Regions from separate parts of the Homo sapiens genome. Here region 1 is linked to region 2. Evidence: chromatin loops called from intact Hi-C (ENCODE). Cell type or tissue: Caco-2. All regions are shown on one strand. Each heading gives the region's core, and the rest is flanking DNA. Links, peaks and the distances in the headings are about the cores only. Region 1 has its middle 400 kb from the start of LINC02720. Region 2 overlaps LOC105369409 (a long non-coding RNA gene).

What was found. Peaks named below come from ENCODE experiments on the same cell type or tissue, not always from the same donor. Only the 100,000 strongest peaks of a DNase experiment are listed, where the experiment ranks them.
Region 1: it touches region 2 in a loop (24-fold over the local background); 1 of 110 quality-filtered maps calls a loop at or near these places.

The regions. Positions count from the first base shown.
Region 1 is chr11:81,162,350-81,167,744 of GRCh38, forward strand. No RefSeq gene overlaps it. Among named protein-coding and RNA genes, the nearest start is that of LINC02720, 400 kb to the left of the region's middle. In Caco-2, for the core only: no CTCF peak of the experiment used is centred there; no DNase peak of the experiment used is centred there.
Region 2 is chr11:80,725,267-80,730,661 of GRCh38, forward strand. It overlaps LOC105369409 (a long non-coding RNA gene), which reads left to right. Exons shown (of 3, transcript XR_001748502.2): 2 at 3,095-3,143. Among named protein-coding and RNA genes, the nearest start is that of LINC02720, 35 kb to the right of the region's middle. In Caco-2, for the core only: no CTCF peak of the experiment used is centred there; a DNase peak (open chromatin) is centred at 2,295.

The sequences.
Region 1 (5,395 bases), core at 277-5,276, 440 kb after region 2:
AGTGGTGATGATGATGAAAGTGATCATAATATTTGACTACTGAGTTGAGCAAATTCTTAGTGTAGGGCTATGTACCTCTTACTAGAGGTATGATACTTTGCACAGCGTAAGTCTAACAACAAATATATAACATTCATGAACTCACATTTGAACAAGAGTTGGATGTGTTTATGGACTTTATAATTCTTTATATAATGAATAATGTATAGCAATTTTATATACTTTATATAGATACAGCAGTAGTTTGGGATTGGAACTGTTGCTGATATACTTACTGATTAACTTACTGCTGATTTGGGAATTTTAAGACTTGAAGGACACCATCAATGGTTCTTATATACAGAAAGGCTGAAAAAATGTGAAATTACATTTAGTAAAGGAATAGGAAAGTGAGAAATGTCATTTATTAAAATTCTACTATGTGCAAGGTACTGGACTTGGACAATCTCATGTTTCAAATCACCTAATCTTCACAGTCTACTATTGTCTGTGAGGCAAATATGTTTATTAACCTCACATGGATGAGAAAATTAGACTGCAGATAAAGGTTTCAAACCTTCTGTAATATCATGTATATATTAAGGATATGGAGAAAAGATTCAACATCAGATATCCACTGCAAAGGCAGAACTGATCTCCTTCATTCCCCTACTTGAATTATTGCCTTCACCTAAAGAAGACAGAAACATGAAGAGTTAATAGCAGGTAGCTTCTCTTTAAGAAAGCTGCTTGTAAGTGACTTGATAATTTCCCAGTGAAAATGACATTTATCTTGGAAAAACGGGGTCCAAACCCAGTGACATTTTAAAGTTTGTAATTGGGTTCAAATGTGCGCATGTACAAAACTATGCCACCACAGAAAAAGCTGTCTTCTAAGGGTGCCAAGGAAGCGATTGATTAAATTTGAGATCCATGCTTGACCTAGGCAATTTGCCTAGTCTTTTGTAGTCACAGTGTTCCCATTTACAAAATAAGGGCTATTTAATTTAACAAATGATTATTAGGCTTGAAATAAGTAATAGAGTAGAAAGTGCTGATAAACTCTTAAACATTATACAAATGACAGCTATTATGATCATATCAGCTCAAGACAGAACTAGAAGCTAAAAAATTCTTATGAAGATTAAGACCTACTACATTTATCAATCCAGTGAATGCTAAAATACCATCTTTTTATTGTAAACATTGCTCAGAAATTTCTATAATATTGTTCTTTTTATTGATTTACTGTAAAAGCATGATCATCCTTGTGTCCTTATATTATCTGAAAAATTAATAATTACTTGTTTATAATTATATAGTTGATCACAATACTGGTCAGTAATTATATAATATCTTCCTAAATTTTCTAAGCCTTACACAATTAAATATGCTTATTTCAAGACAGATTTGTAAAATATACTTCCTGCTGTGATACTGAAGCCCAGTAACACAAAGTAACTAACAGTGGAAAGTGAAGACTATTATATAATGATTTTGGTCACTATGAATTGGAAACAGAGATACCATGGGGTAGGGAAGAGAAAAGGGAAGATGGATGGTAAAGAAAGACTGCACATGTTTTAAAAGAAACCTTAGAAGAGGAGAACAAAGAAGGAGGAAAAAAAAAAAGCCCTGGGGTCTTGGAAACACATCCCTGAATATATTCAGCATTAAGGAGCTGAGATGTGCATGAGAGGCTGATGAATTCCAGCCAGAATGGTCCGTTTCACCCAATTATCCTTCTCCATGGCATTATCATAGCTGCAACTAAAATTAGAAACAATGCTATGATTCATTCCAATGTAGGCAGGTAAACAAATTTTACTTTAAACTTTTTTCTTTATAGAATTCCCAAGATATTTAGTATCTGTGGAATCTCAAGAATAGCAGCATATTTAAGAGTCTAAAGTTAAAAAGTATTTTAAAAAGTCTTCATTCTGATCTTGAACTTGTTTTTGAAGGGCAACAGAATTAACAAATTACAATAGGTGAATTTAAGAAAGGTTCATTTAGAATCTGAATATATATAAAAATTTCTCAATAGATAGGTTTTGGTCATGTGAAGGTATGTGTGACCACCCGGGACAAGAGATGAAAGTACGAGTCAAATATAAAAGGAGCAGAAATGTTTTACCATTTCACAAAAATATGTCTTCAACAATTACTCAGGATTAGCATGTTCTATTGAAATTGTACTGTACTTTACACTGGTTTCTTGTATTTCCAAATGTTTATTTTTGTGATTTAGTCTAGTGTTGACCAAATGAAGAAAAAAAAGTCTTAATAATCATGTCTAAAAAAATCTTAAATCTAAAGAAGACAAAACCAAATGTGATTATTTCATTAGTCCTTGAAACAATGTATTATTTTAGTATAGTTCATTCAGCTCCACAGATAATGCCCCTCACATACTAGACATTCAGTAATCGCAAGCTCTAAGAGAAAACTTTTTCTTGATAAAAATAAAGGCTACCCACAATCAAGTACTTGTAACACCTGCTTCTTTAGGACAATGGTACATGCTCATGAAGATTTTTTTATACAAAAATTACAATTTGAATTATTTTCTACCATAGGAAATATTCAAAAAGTCTTCCTGTTAGACATACAGTATATGGCAAAAGATAGGTGAGGGATCGTCTCTGGGAGGCAATGTAGGAATGACTGACAGAAGAATATAGATGACCTGACATTGTCCTTTCTTTCATTAAAAAAAAAATTAGTTTTTATTTTTCTCCTAAAATCATTCGTGTCGACATGTATAATCTGCCTCACCATGCAATCTGTTTCTGTGTGGTTTCCTTCTTAGAACTTTTTCAATCTCTTTGAAATCCAAGAGAAAATTACAATTGCAGTATATAAAGGAGAATGGCTTCAGGTGTAAAAAAAAAAAAATTGAATAAAACTTTCAAACTCTCTGAAACATAATAACCACATTTCCTCATTAAGTTTATGTCCTCTGTCTCACCTTCCCTCTTTCCCCATCCATACAAACACTACTCAGCCATGAAGATATTCTTATTTGCTGCCTCCCAGTGGAAAAGGCAAGTGAAGCTTTCTTTTTGAGGTCACAGAGGTGCTAAAAGCTAAACTCAGGCTCCAAACCCAAGATTTTAGCTCTAGAAACGGGGCCTTTAACCAGTATACAGAGCTTACTTTAAAAAAAAATGCAGATAAGGGCACTTTGCTTTTCTTTTTTAAACACATACTCTAAATGGTGGTTTAGAGTAGCTTTTTTGTATTAATAAATCATCTAAATGGTTCTGTTAATTAAAAATCTGAACGGCATTTGCTACCACTTAAATCTAACAAGTTTTATTTCTATCTAGTGAGGATTACAAAAGGTAAGCCTGTTTCAGAATTTTCATTTTATTTTCTTTTTAAATGGTAGACTAACATTTTTTCATTTTTCCCACCCCCAAGACCATGGCAAAATCTGGTAAGAGAGTGGATTTTATGTGTTCTTACACCATCTCTCCCTCCAACACACTGTAACTATGGGCAGTGATGGATGTATTAATCAATTTGACTATGGCAATCAATACACAGTGTCTACATATATCAAGTGACCATGTTTTATACCTTGAATATATACAATTTTTGTTTGTCAGTCCACTATTTTAAAATTAAAAAGTGGACTAAACTAAATAGAGATTTATGGTGAGTTTTTGTGCGTTTCTTGTTTGTTTCACAGGCGGTATTTAACTAATTTGGCCAAAATAAAAATATGTATTATAAAAATGTTAATAATACTACTGCTCTTACCACATAGTATTTATTTACTATTTTAAGCTTTTAAAATGTCTTTGATTTGTAGCAATCCCCAGAAGACACAGATGACCTCTTAGGAATGGATAAGGAGAGTGTCATCTTCATTTTATATGTAAGGGTATCAAGCTCCTAAAATTTTTGGTGAAATAATCAAGATCACATTCCTAGTTTTATGATGGGATCTACACTAGAATTTATATGTTCTTAATCCCAGTCTAGTGTTCATTCTGCTATATTATGTCACTCTGAATGCTTTCATAAAACTCAAAAGCAAAAGTAAAATGAGGTAAAATAAGCCCTGCATTATACCATACCAGTTCAAAGATGTCCCTTCAGTGATGATAATAACTGAGAAGAAACATAAATTCCAGAAATATTTCCCATATTAATCACATGCTAATTTTTAATACTGTAAATTAAATTACAAATAGTGTTACATAAACTCATAAAAATTAGACCCCTAGGAGTAGCTTACACTCTTGACAAAAATACCTTGCACTATCTTGTACCTTTGTGAAAAAAAAAAACCCTCAAAAATATGGGAACATTTGTACAGTAACAAATGCTTACTTATAAAATGTTCATAAATACAGAACACGCAGCTCAGAAAAGATAAATAAAAGAAATCTCTTTCCTGTAACAGTAAAGCCGATGAAGAAGCACACAGAAATTTAAAAGAGCAAACCTTCTTCAGAAAATGGCAGTAATATAAATAATGTATAAGTGCTTTTCACAGATGAATGAGAACAGGAAAAAAGAATTAAAACATACTCTATGGTGGGACACAGTTATTTCAGCACAAGAAAATTTGGGTTTAAATGAGACATAAGGTTGATTTATTTCATTCTTTCAAATAGACATTGTATTTTCATAAAGATTTGTAAAGACATGTTTAGGATTTATATACCAGAATGCCTATACATAATCAATGGAGCTAATTTGTATCATTTTAGATGGTTTGTTAGTACTTGTGTTTTAAGCATACATGTACATATTCTTTTACATTTAAATTTTATCCATTTATTGACTTCTTACTCTCATTCTTGGTCCCCTGCACTAATTTTTCCATTGGTGAAATGTGCTTATTTTTGTTTGCTTTTTTGTAACATGGTAATTGAGAAAATGGATTTTGAGTAAGAAAACATAACTTCCAGCCATATCTCTATTACTTATTAAGTCTGTGATCTTAAATAAATTATTTAACATCTCCAAATCTGAGTTTTTACCTCTTTAGAATGCCTATAATGAAACTCCCATGTCTCAGCTGTTGTAAATATTAAAATGCATACTACATATAAAAAGTACCATGCCTAGTACGTAGTGAGTGGTCAATACATGTTAGCTATCACTAGGAGTACTAACATTTACATACTGTTTGTTATCATTATTGTGATCTTAAAGTCATATTGTTCTTGTTAGGAATTTGTTGAGATAAATTTGTTCACGGCTCAAACCTTTGTTGAGTATCTATTCTATATCAGGCATGAATCTAGATATTTTCTATAGACAGTTAAACAAATGAAATAAATAAGAAAATGCTTAACACTAATAAGTGCTACAATGAAAATAAAGCATATGATATGACAGAGTACCCATGGAATTTCTTGATGTTGTGTAGTCTTAAATTTCTTTTTAATGGTGA
Region 2 (5,395 bases), core at 288-5,287:
CACAAGTCTTTGTGTGGACACATATTTTCATTTCTCCTGAGTAAATACCTAGGAACTGGACTTCAATGTCTGTCTTGCTTTGTTTTAATGCTTAATAATTTATATATGTTTGCTAACCTGGCTTATATCTCTACATTGGGGAGGAAAACATTTTGCATAAAAGACAATAAATTTTGTTTACATGATTGGGATATGCCCCTATTTAATACCTTGACTGCTTTATATAGTAATCTCTCAAGCTTGGCCAGTGTGAATTTGACAGACAAATAGCAACATAAGAGCTATAGTTATGTTTCTTCCACATATTAAGTTTCTTAAGTTTCTTCCATGTATGAAGCACTGAACTTGGTAAGGTCTTAACAATAGCAACAACAAGTATTTAAACATCAACAACTCTGTCACTGATAAAGTTTTATGTTATTTTTAAAATGTAGAAACTTAAGCATAAAGATGATTATACTTGCCCAAAGTAACTAATTAGAAAGGGGTACAGAATGAAGTCCAAACCCTGATCTACCTGATTTTCAATCCCATACATTTTCCATTGATCTATGTTTTTGAACCTTCAAAGCTGCAGAAAACTTTCTGGCAATGGAGATCTCGTTCATGGTTTTGTCTGTAGGAAGAACCATCTGAGTGTCTTGCAGCTCCTCTCCCTTTACTAGGCACCTTTTTGCCTATGGCAGATTATGCAGAGCAAATATTGCCCATTACTTTCTGCATTACATAAAGTCAATTTGGATTTTTGAATAATTATTTCCATCAGACTCTCAATACAAAGTTTATGAAGATAGGTATACTTAATAGTTTAAATAATGAATATTATAGCAATCCTAGATAATAGAGAAGTCTTCAAAAAATTAATCACCACCTCAAAAAGGCAAGATAGTCTCTTACAGTTGACAAACCCCTTAGCAACACAAACAAAGCCCTATAAATCCTCCTAACATTTTCCCCCTTCCCTTTAAGTGTACCATGTTGGGCTGACTCTATATCATCTAACCTTAACATCATTCATGATCTAGACAATGACAAAAAGAGGATAATAGCAGTTCAATGTACTTTTAAAATGCCTTATCTTTATAAATAATATTGAAATCTCTTTGCTATTTTATCTATGCCTTGCATGTAAGGCAAGAATGGTGTTTTGCTCATAGGAAGTTCTCAAATTAGTACTTATTTGAGTACAAGGTCAATTTGTCACTTCCTCTTTCTATTAGTTTTGATTATACCATGCTAGAAGTATGAAATTATTTTCTATTAATAAGGAATTGTTTCAGCAATGGCTGAAGCAGAGAGTACTTGCAGATGTAATCTCAAAAGGTATGTAATGTGATTGAATAAAATAAAATAACTTCAATTATTTTCAATCTCATTATATCATTAAATTTATGCTATTTATTTAGCAGGGTGGGTGATCCAGGAAAAGACATAGGTTCATTTGAGTGATACTAGAAGCAATAGCTAGGGGATCTTAATTGCTCCACTGATGAACAAATTTTTTTTCCTTCTACTTCTCTGTTCTTCCCTTTCTAGTAAAGCTTACTGGAAGAGACACAGTTTTGGAGTAGGATGATCTGGGATTGAAGGCAGGCTCTTTTGCTTTACATCTAACTGATGTCTTCAAGTTTTAGGTTTCTACTGAGCAAAACAAAGATAATAATATCTTCTCATATGACTGTTGTGAGAATTAAGTGGCTGCTTACGCTACTCTCTAAGGTAGGAAATACAGAAAGAGAACGAGCTTAGATGGGTAATATAAACTTTATTCCTGTGATGAACTCAGGCGCCTGTCAGACATTTGTAAAATATTTAAAAGGTGATGAGTAGGTAGGGTAAATTTGGACAGCCAGATCAGAAGTGTAGAGTTTTGTGAGGTGTCAGATGGAATGACTGTTGTTTGCTCAAGGAGAGAATGTAGAGTCAGCAAGACTCTGGGAACACAGGGCAGAGACCCTGGGTGCATCAGCATGTCAGGAGTGGGCAGCAGTGCCTCAAAAGCAATGTAGAAGTTTCCAGAGTGGAAATGCATAACCATGTTCTTCTGCATCTTTGTGGGCTGGAGTACAGCACTGTGCTATTTTTGTGAGGCTTTTGTGCAGTTGATTAAAAAAATAGTATCTTTGAAAAGAACATTAGAGAACACCAAGGGAAACTTATAATTGCCTAAACATTTAAGTTTTCTAAGTTGTTGATGACAGCTGGTCGAGCAGTCTTTTCTTCTACTCTCCAATTTAGAGGGAAATGCTGCCAACAATCTCTCACCAGCAGAGGGACCAACCTGGATGCTTTCCTTGTAGCAGAGGCTGCTCTGGGGGTGAAAGTGAAACGAGAGCACCCAGGCTGTCTGATGGTAAAGTCTGCATCCTCGGCTTGATCTGGCCTCACTTTTGGCTCCATTTAACAAACATCCTACTTACTGAGCATCTATCACATATTGTGTTGGGCAACTGGGACAAAATATGACTGAGAAGCAGTCTCTGCCAATAGGAATTTTACAATCTAATGCAAGATTGAGCCATACCAATTCATGGAGACAAACACAAAAAGGAATGCCTAACACCATGCCTGGCCCCAGTTTTAAAATATTTTCTTTAACTGGAAGAGAGTTTTCCATTATGTACCTTCTCTCAGGCAATATTAGATTTGTATCTGTATTATGGAAAAGGTATTATTACCTCCATTTTTTAAAAGGGCAAATTAAGTCTAAGAGACTTCAATTTGCCTAGGATTACAAAGTCAACAAAAGGTAAAGATAAAATATTAGCTGGTTATGTTTGGACTGCAAAGCCCAGTTCATTACACAACACTATTTAGAAATGCAGAAAACCAACTGTGAAATTTTAAATGAGAATACACTGTTTACCTGCTAAATTCAAGAGAGGAAGAGAGGTCAGGGAGAAAGAAGGGACGATGGTGAGGAGGAAAGAAAAAAAAAGAGACAGGAAAAGGTGAGAAGAAAGACAATGCAAAGAAGTAGAAAGAGTGAGGAAAGAAAGTTAAAAGAACTAAGAGGTACAGGTGATAATGCTTTCCTGAGCTAAAGATAAACATCCCTTCCAGCCAATAATATTTATAAAAATTTCTTCTCCAGCATTCAGAAGGTGAAAGAAGATCATTACTCAGTAGGACCTCTTCAAAGGGTGAGTAAAAGCTGTAGAGTTAATAATGTTAAAAAATCTTTCCCCAAAATCAAGAAAAGCAGGAGAAATAAAAATAAAGCTCAAAGGGAAAATGGAACCAAAGATAAAAATCAGACCATGCTATTACTAACTCAAAGACTTGAAATGAGCAGAATAATATTTATAGACCTGTGGGCTGTGAAATGAAGGGATCTGTTTCTCTGGCATGCATATGTCAAATATAAATGCATGTGTATATGGACTTCATAACTTGCCTATCTTACTTTTATTTGAGGATCTACAAAATGTGATAGAAAAATGTAAAACTTGAAGTTAGAAACCTTTGAGTATGGCTCTCACATTTTACACAATTACTTGGGAAAATAATGTATATCAACCTCAGGGTCTTCAATTGTAAAATGGAAACAACATTCCAGCCATATCTATAAAACTTGTTATGATCAATTATCTTGAATCAAATGAAATGAGGTAGTAGTGGCATCATGATTAAGATCATAGGCTGTTTGGTAAGTGCTGGGTTTGAATTAAGGACCTGCTGTTTAACACTAAGCAAACTCTTTTACTTTGGTAAGCATCATTTTCTTGTCTATAGAATGGGGATAATAACAGTACTAAAGTCATGATGAGGTTATGGGAATTGTTTGGGATCACGCATATCATTGCCTGGCACAGTACCTGGTAAGCAGTAAGTTGTCAAATAATGCTATTTGATGATTGTAAGGATGGTGACAATGCATGACAATGACAAAGATAATCATGATGGTTATGCTTGGGAGGATATAATATCCTCTGGAAAGTCTTCCCTCACCTCATTCTTACCTCTGCAGGAGACACAAATGTCCACCTCTATGTTACTGTATGATTTTGAACATACTTCCACTATAGATCTTTGTTAAATAATGATACTGACAGGATGAAGGGAGTGATGATGCTGTAAGATTTATTAGGCACAGTATAGGTAGATAGCATATTATCTATCCTCTCCTGGTAGAGTGCCTCAATCCTGAGCTGAGTCATATCAATACAATCTTTTAAAAGATACTGTGAATGGCTGCTTTCTCACATGGCTCTCTTCACCTTCAAACCCACAATAGCAAGTATTTTTCATTCTTTGGATCTCTCTGATTTCCTCTTCTGCTACCAGTTAAAGACAATTCTGTGCTTTTAAAGAATAATGTGATTAGATTTGGTTGATTTAATGAAGTAATCTCCCTTTCCGTGAACTAAAGGTCAATTGATTAGTAGCCTAATCATTGATTAATAAGCCTACTAATTGATTAGTAGTATGATTTTGACTATACGACTACTATAGATGCTATTAAATAATCCCGTTGTCACTAAATTTCCTGTTCTTCTGTCCTGCAAATTTATGAGCATCATGAGATTCTGTTCCCTCACTGCCTTAGACATAGTAGACTTTCAAAGAATATCTGCTATAATATTCTGGGATTGCACACTGTAAACTCTAAAGCAGTAGAGGCATGCTCACTAGTGTAACTGTAATTGTTTATATAGGTTTTTTCTCCTGTTCAATTTTTTTTTTTAAATAATAAGCATTCAGTGTGTTGGGAAGGTGTCCAATATCACCACCACCTGTGATTCTGAAAACAGCTGTTTTTTGTTTGGTATAAAAGCAAGGAGGAAGAAATTGACTTGGAACTGGAGGTACTTAATAACAGCACAAAAGATAAACAATACAAACCTTGTTGATGAAAATGTGGTCATAGAAGACCAGCATAACTATCTCCTGGGATCTCATTAGACAAGCAAAGTCTCAGGCCCCATCCAAAACCTATTGAATTGGAATTTGCATTTAACAAAATTCTCAAGGGATTCCTGAATTTGAGATGCTCTGCTCTAAAACCCTTGGCATAGTCACTGAAGTAGGCAGAGAGCTCTTTTTCTGAATTATCTTCAGGAAACGGCACTTAGAAAGAAGCAAACATCTACAGATCAACTCTATGTACCAAGCTCAGGATAGGTGCTTTGATACACATTTTACTTTAAACCACCCAGTGTTCTTATAAAGTGTATGCTGTTATCATTCTTCTTCTTTTTTTTTTTTTTCCTGAGACACAGTCTCACTCTATCATCCAGGCTGGAGTGCAGTGGTGCGATCTTGGCTGACTGCAACCTCCGCCTCCCAGGATCAAGCAATTCTCCTGCCTCACCCTCCCAAGTAGCTGGGATTACAGGTGCACACCACCATGCCTGGCTAATTTTTGTATTTTTAGTAGAGATGGGGTTTCACC